Linked DNA regions of Homo sapiens: region 2 is linked to region 1. The links are chromatin loops, found by intact Hi-C in ENCODE. Cell type or tissue: psoas muscle. All regions are shown on one strand. Each heading gives the region's core, and the rest is flanking DNA. Links, peaks and the distances in the headings are about the cores only. Region 1 overlaps LINC01376 (long intergenic non-protein coding RNA 1376). Region 2 overlaps LOC105373456 (a long non-coding RNA gene).

Evidence for each region. A loop is a pair of places that touch in the nucleus more often than their neighbours do. Peaks named below come from ENCODE experiments on the same cell type or tissue, not always from the same donor. Only the 100,000 strongest peaks of a DNase experiment are listed, where the experiment ranks them.
Region 2: it touches region 1 in a loop (2.9-fold over the local background); 2 of 110 quality-filtered maps call a loop at or near these places.

Annotation. Positions count from the first base shown.
Region 1 is chr2:18,986,068-18,988,984 of GRCh38, reverse strand. It overlaps LINC01376 (long intergenic non-protein coding RNA 1376), which reads left to right. Exons shown (of 4, transcript NR_135287.1): 4 at 1,117-2,534. All of the region lies in intron 5 of LOC105373456 (a long non-coding RNA gene), which reads right to left. Among named protein-coding and RNA genes, the nearest start is that of LINC01376, 39 kb to the left of the region's middle. In psoas muscle, for the core only: a CTCF peak has its summit at 1,278 (motif pointing left); a DNase peak (open chromatin) is centred at 1,274.
Region 2 is chr2:19,072,155-19,075,071 of GRCh38, reverse strand. The region is part of intron 5 of LOC105373456 (a long non-coding RNA gene); the gene reads right to left. Among named protein-coding and RNA genes, the nearest start is that of LINC01376, 47 kb to the right of the region's middle. In psoas muscle, for the core only: no CTCF peak of the experiment used is centred there; a DNase peak (open chromatin) is centred at 1,321; H3K27ac peaks cover 1,563 bases.

The sequences.
Region 1 (2,917 bases), core at 165-2,664:
GCAAGCGAGCCTCCAATAAGTTAAATTTTCATTGTTTTCTGCATATATTCTGAGCTTCATTGACTTGGGGGCTTTGCTATTTCCAAAGCTTCAAGAGTTCTTTTGAAATCCTGTTGTCATTCAAGGCCTAGAATAAAGAATTCTTTCCCCTTCTTTTAAGAAGCCTTTTCTAATCTTCCCAGTGAGAGCTTTGACTCCTCTGGAATCTGAGAGCACACTTTGTGTCTCAGCTGTGCTTCACTCAGAGCTCTGCTTCAGTGACAAGAGCTGGATGCAATGAATGTCCAGTCTTTCAAACACAGCATATGTGAGCAGATAAGCCTTAAAAAATTGTGAACTGCTGAGTTCAAAATGTAAGTCTTCAGAGGAATTTTTTTTTTTTTTGCTCCAGTAGCTGGTGATGCTATTTTTTTGAGGTCAGGGGAAGCATGAAATTTTCATATTTCATGACCTCTGGTTTTTCTTCTTCGTGTGTTTTATTTTACTTATTTATTTTTTAAAGTTTTGAGGACATTAAAGAGAAAATAAAAGAATAAAAAGGGGAGAAGGACACAATTGGTGACAAAATCTGAAGGTGAAAAGGGAGAAATAGAGTTACATCAACCATATATGAGGGAAGGATGGGGTTGCTGCACATTGTAGAATAAAGTCCTATAATTAAATTCTTTTTCTGCCAATTTGCTTTCTGGATCTATGTGAGTGAATTACTGTCACTAAACCTGTCATTTGTTTTTGTTTTATTTTATCTATAGAATAAAAATAGTAATGCTCACCACATAGGTTGTTGTAAATATCCCTTAAGGTAATATATGTAAAAGTCCCTCTTAAAAAAAAAAACAAAATGTCTCATACAAATGTGAGTGGTTGTTTACAGCAAGCTTCCAGAAAAGGAGGGTTTGGAATGGGGAGAAACACATGTTCTCCTGTCCCTTCACAAACCCACTTTCTTCTGACAAAGCTCTGCCGACTGATAAAGTTCCAGTAGGCTCTTTGTGAGCTATCCAGGGGGTTCTCTTTTTATCTCACAGAAATATTTATGTATCTACAAATTTCTATAATTTTTTTATTCCACCCTCCTTGGGATGTAGTTATGACTGTTGAATATTTACTTTTCAGACATTCCTTCTCCCTTTGAAGAAATCCACAAAAGAAAAAGCAAAATACTGACAAGTTTTCAAAGCCATGATTTACAGGAATGAATTCTGAAAAGCAAGTGGCTAACATCCGAGTTCATCATCAAATAATATTTCTAAAGCACCCTCTAGTGTCTGGCCCCAAGCCAGATGATTCAACGCCTGGAGAAGCTACAGACTTTTTAAAAGTAAAATAGACTCATGTCTGCTCATGAGAAGCAAGTCAGCGTCATTTAGGATGCCTTAGGAATGTCTCTCTAAATAAGGATTAAAAATGGATTGCTGTAGAAAAAGTAATACAAGTACAAACACTAATAATATTGAATGCAATTTAAATTCCATTTTAAAATAGATAATAGGGTTTAAAATAACATGTTGAAAATTACACTGGAATTAGCAAAATTTAAAATCTTAGGAAGAAAAATCCTAATTTGTATGTGAAAATGTTTTGAACTGAGGAAAATTAAGACTAGCAAGAGTAGATAGGGGTTGTCTAGTAGGAATGTTAGACCCATCAGCCATCTGATTATGCTGCGACTGATACTAGCGTGTAGTTTTCACCCAGTAAATTATCAAGTGGTGCAGTAGAAAAAGCATGGTATGTAGAATCATAAGACTCATAGTCTGGGGTCACCTCTACTACTCACTTGGCCATGTGGTTTGGAACACATCACAAAAGATTTATGAGCCTTCGCTTCTTCACATCTAAAATCGTGATTATTTTGCCAACTCCATGGAATTGTTTAGACTTTAGAGGATTACATAGGATACAATGGACTAGTTCCTTGAACAAGTACTTGCCCCCAAAATGTTACCATTTTTTCTGGTTGTGTGACTGATTTTGCAATCAGCAATTTAATAATAATGCATTCAACAGGTTTATAATATGCATTCAATGTGACTCTTGCATATATCTCATAAAAACAAATTTGAATATTTTTCTCATTTTATCACTCACATATCTTTGAGAATGGGATCATAGTTTTATTTTGATAATGAAGTAATAGAGTCAATTCCTGAACAGGCTAGTTGACTTTAATGAGAAATACCCATTTATTCACTCATTCATTTCATTTTCAACTCTTAAATCCATAATGGCCCCTTCACTAACTGCACTAACTGGGGTTCTTATATTAATAAGATGGACCAGATGCTTCTATCACCTCCAAAAAATCTTTGTAGGCAGAGCAATAAAGAGTACTGAATCATTTTAAGAAGTCGCATAGACAATGACTTTTGACCATGGAAGGACTGGGCTTGATCAAGCAAATTCTATTTCAAAGTTTTACTTGCAAGGTTATTTATTACTGTGTGGAATCTCACTCCTGTGGCTGGGGTCAAGAAAAATGGGGACACAGGTGTCTGCCTATTTGCACAGGCATTAAAAAGTGTTGTAAAATGAGCTTCAGCCTTTTAAGTTACTGTCTTCTTCTTTATAATAATAATCTTTTCCATTTTACAAGGTCTATATTATTTTTAGGTAAGAAAACACTGTAGAGTTCATGTTTTATTGTTCCTTGCAGTTATATAAATTATATTTGGCCAAAACAAATGTAATTCCTACTGTGTGAACTGGGAACCCAAAATGTTGATTTTCCTCAAGTTATAAACAATGTGAAGATATGTTATACTGGGTCACAATTTTCCAGAGCAGAGCAAAATATATAACTCAGTTTTAATAACAAAACTGCATATATCATTAAAGTTTCCTACTCCACACAGAATGTATTATATTACTCTGCCCAGCAAGAGACATCCTTTGTGTAGACCACAATTTCTAAAAT
Region 2 (2,917 bases), core at 163-2,662, 86 kb before region 1:
TTAGTTGGGCATGGTAGCATGCACCTGTGGTCCTAGCTACTTGGGAGGCTGAAGAAGGAGGATCACTGGAGTCCAGGAATTTGAAGTTTCAGTGAGCTATGATCGTGCCACTGCATACCAGCCTGGGTGACAGAGTGATACTGTCTCATTAAAAAAATTGTCTTCCTTTCTCCCTATCATGTTGTATAAAATTTCATCATTTGAGATTCACTCATTGAGAACTGTAAGCATTTTCCTGTTCAAGAGCCTCTGGTAAAATTTAAATACCTCATGGAGTTCTGTCTTCATCTTCCCATACTTTATTGACAAATTATTCCAATGCAGCTACAGTTAAACAGGATAAAAATAAAAGTTACCTCAGAGGAGAGTCATAAATGTTGCCAAGTTTGGTCCAATTTCTTTATATTGTTAACATTCAATAAGAAATAACCATTCTATCTGTCATTATCACTATTGTTATCATATACAGAACTCATACAATTCTCAGAGAAGCTGTGTTAAATAGATTAAATAGATTTTCCCACTTTACAGCTGAGAACAGAATGGGGGCTAAGTGAGCCTTAGGGTAACTTTCTGGTCACACGGCTAGTTGGAGGTATACACAGGAGTTGATTCCCCCTCTGTTTGAAGTTCAGGCCTTTGTTATTTTTGCTGCTTTACTCTTCTGATTGCCAAACTCCCCAAGCCAAACTTAACTTCCCAGGAAGAAGGCCCGGTCTGAGCAAGTGCCGAGCCAGCCACAGGGCAAGTGGCCTCTAAGTGCTTGTGATGTGAAACGATGAAAATCACTCACACCATGGATAAAGAACCTGCCTGGATCCAAATGTGGACACCTGAGAGTTCCTGGGACTTATAAAAGTGGAAGCCATTCTGTTTGCCCAGGCATCAAAGGATGCTAGAGTTACTACCATGCATAATCATCCCTTGTGCACCCACAAGTGCACATAGTGAAACCTTGCCCCTGCAAAAAATTCAAAAATTAGTTGGGCAGTTGGGTCCCTGCTCCAGAACCAGTCCTGAAAGAACCTTGAGGCAGCTTCCTAGGAGCCTTTGGCCAAGGCAGAAACACTGAGGGCTCCCTTCTCTGGAGTCTTGAAGTGGCACACAGATTCTAGTTCCTTTTGGCTGGGCAAGCCCCTGTGTTTGGCTTAGGGTGAAATGTATACCACACATCTGGCCACTGGAAAGCTGGGGAGGAACGGTGTGGTCAGTGGGGCTGCAAGGCCATTTCAGGGCGGTTAAGCTGGAGTAACCCGAGTATGGCAGGGCCTGAGTCATCCTGGACTCAGGAAGCTCCCACTTGGGCGGAGTCTGACACCTGAGCTCATCTGTGGCTTTGCCCTGGCTGGCCCTGCCCTGCCCCATCTTGTCCAGTACAGCTCAGCCCAGCCAGCCCAGGCTGGGTCCTGCTGGGTTCCAGCCTGAAGGAACTGAGCCCAAACTGCAGAGCCAGGAGCTCTGAGCAAAGGCAGTGATGTCAGCAAGGGTGGGGTATGATGTGTGCACAGCCCAGGGAGGTATCTGTTTCTGGGTCCATGTGTCCATGTATAAACCCACTATCCTTGTGTGCACCTCCCTGTGACTGTCTATGTGGACATTCTGGGCATCTATGCATATATTTGCGTGAATGCCTGTGGGTGTTGTTGGCTTATGTGTCTGGGCACATTTTCCCTGGGAAATAAGAGTATAATTGCCTTTGTCACAAAATTTGATTGGTTAAAAAGCAGCGGCTATAAAGAGGTTGAAAAAAAATCTCCCTTTTGTGTAAAGTCTCATGCCGAGGGCTGAGGGAGATTTAGGAGAGTGAAAAGAATCAGCCTTTAAACTTAGGAAATGCATAGTCACCTGGGTCAAACACTTGCCTAGGAAAACTGAGCTCCTGCTCCTAGGAATGTTTGTGCAGGACCTAGGACAAGATGTCAAGGAATGGCGGTCACTGTGGTCGAGGTTACCTGAGACATCAGCCTGGGGCAGGTTGGGATGGGGAGAAGAGAGTTGCATGGCAACGATTTATTCTTTTCTCCAAGTATTGACCCCCTTTGATAAATACAGAAATGTTGTTTCTTCCTTTCATAACATCAAAATCCAAGGTATTTTAAAAATGCCTCAAAGCAGTAGGGTGAAATGTTTTTGTTGTTACTGTTGCTGCTGTTGTTCCCCACCTCTGGCAAAATCACACAGACTAGTAACACTAAGATGGGACATCCTGGCATATGGTCCTTCCGGCTCCCTCGTGGGTCTCCTCCTTCCGACCTGGTGGTGCTTGCTGGTGTCTGAGAATGCTGCTCAGATTCAGTGTGGGATGGAATCAGGCAGCCTCCCACTTGGGCTAAGCCATCACGGGCCCCTGCTCTGAAAAAGGTGGATATGACTTAAGAGAAAGCCCCTCAACTGCAAATGAGGAATTCAGGACTCAGAGAACGGGAGTCACTGAGGATTAACAGGAAGTTTAGAGAATAAAATGAGATACTTGTGAAGACTCCTTGAAGAAAGGAAGAAGGATAAAAATAGGGAGGAAGAGGGAAAGAAAAGAGAAAGAGACAGAGAAAGAGAAAGAACAAATAACACCAGATAGTACTCTGATGACACATCTGGAGAAAGGGCTTGGGACCGCTTTCTGTATCTCAAGTTACTCTGTAGGCCCCCTAATCAACTTGGCTTGCACAGCCTGTGGTGTCTCATCTGTCTGCTTAGCACCCAATCCAATAATGATAAATTCATTACCAGAGCAATAACAGCCCCACCCCTGGTGCACCCTCTGTTGTTCTCTGATAAACACCAAGAACAGGCAAGAGCCTATGTTCACTTTATTCACCACTCCAAAAAAACTTGAGAAATTCCCTTGAGGTCTACCTCTTAGATATTGAATGGAATTTTACATCTGTTACACAGGGAGTTTCCGGAGAGGCACTCAAAG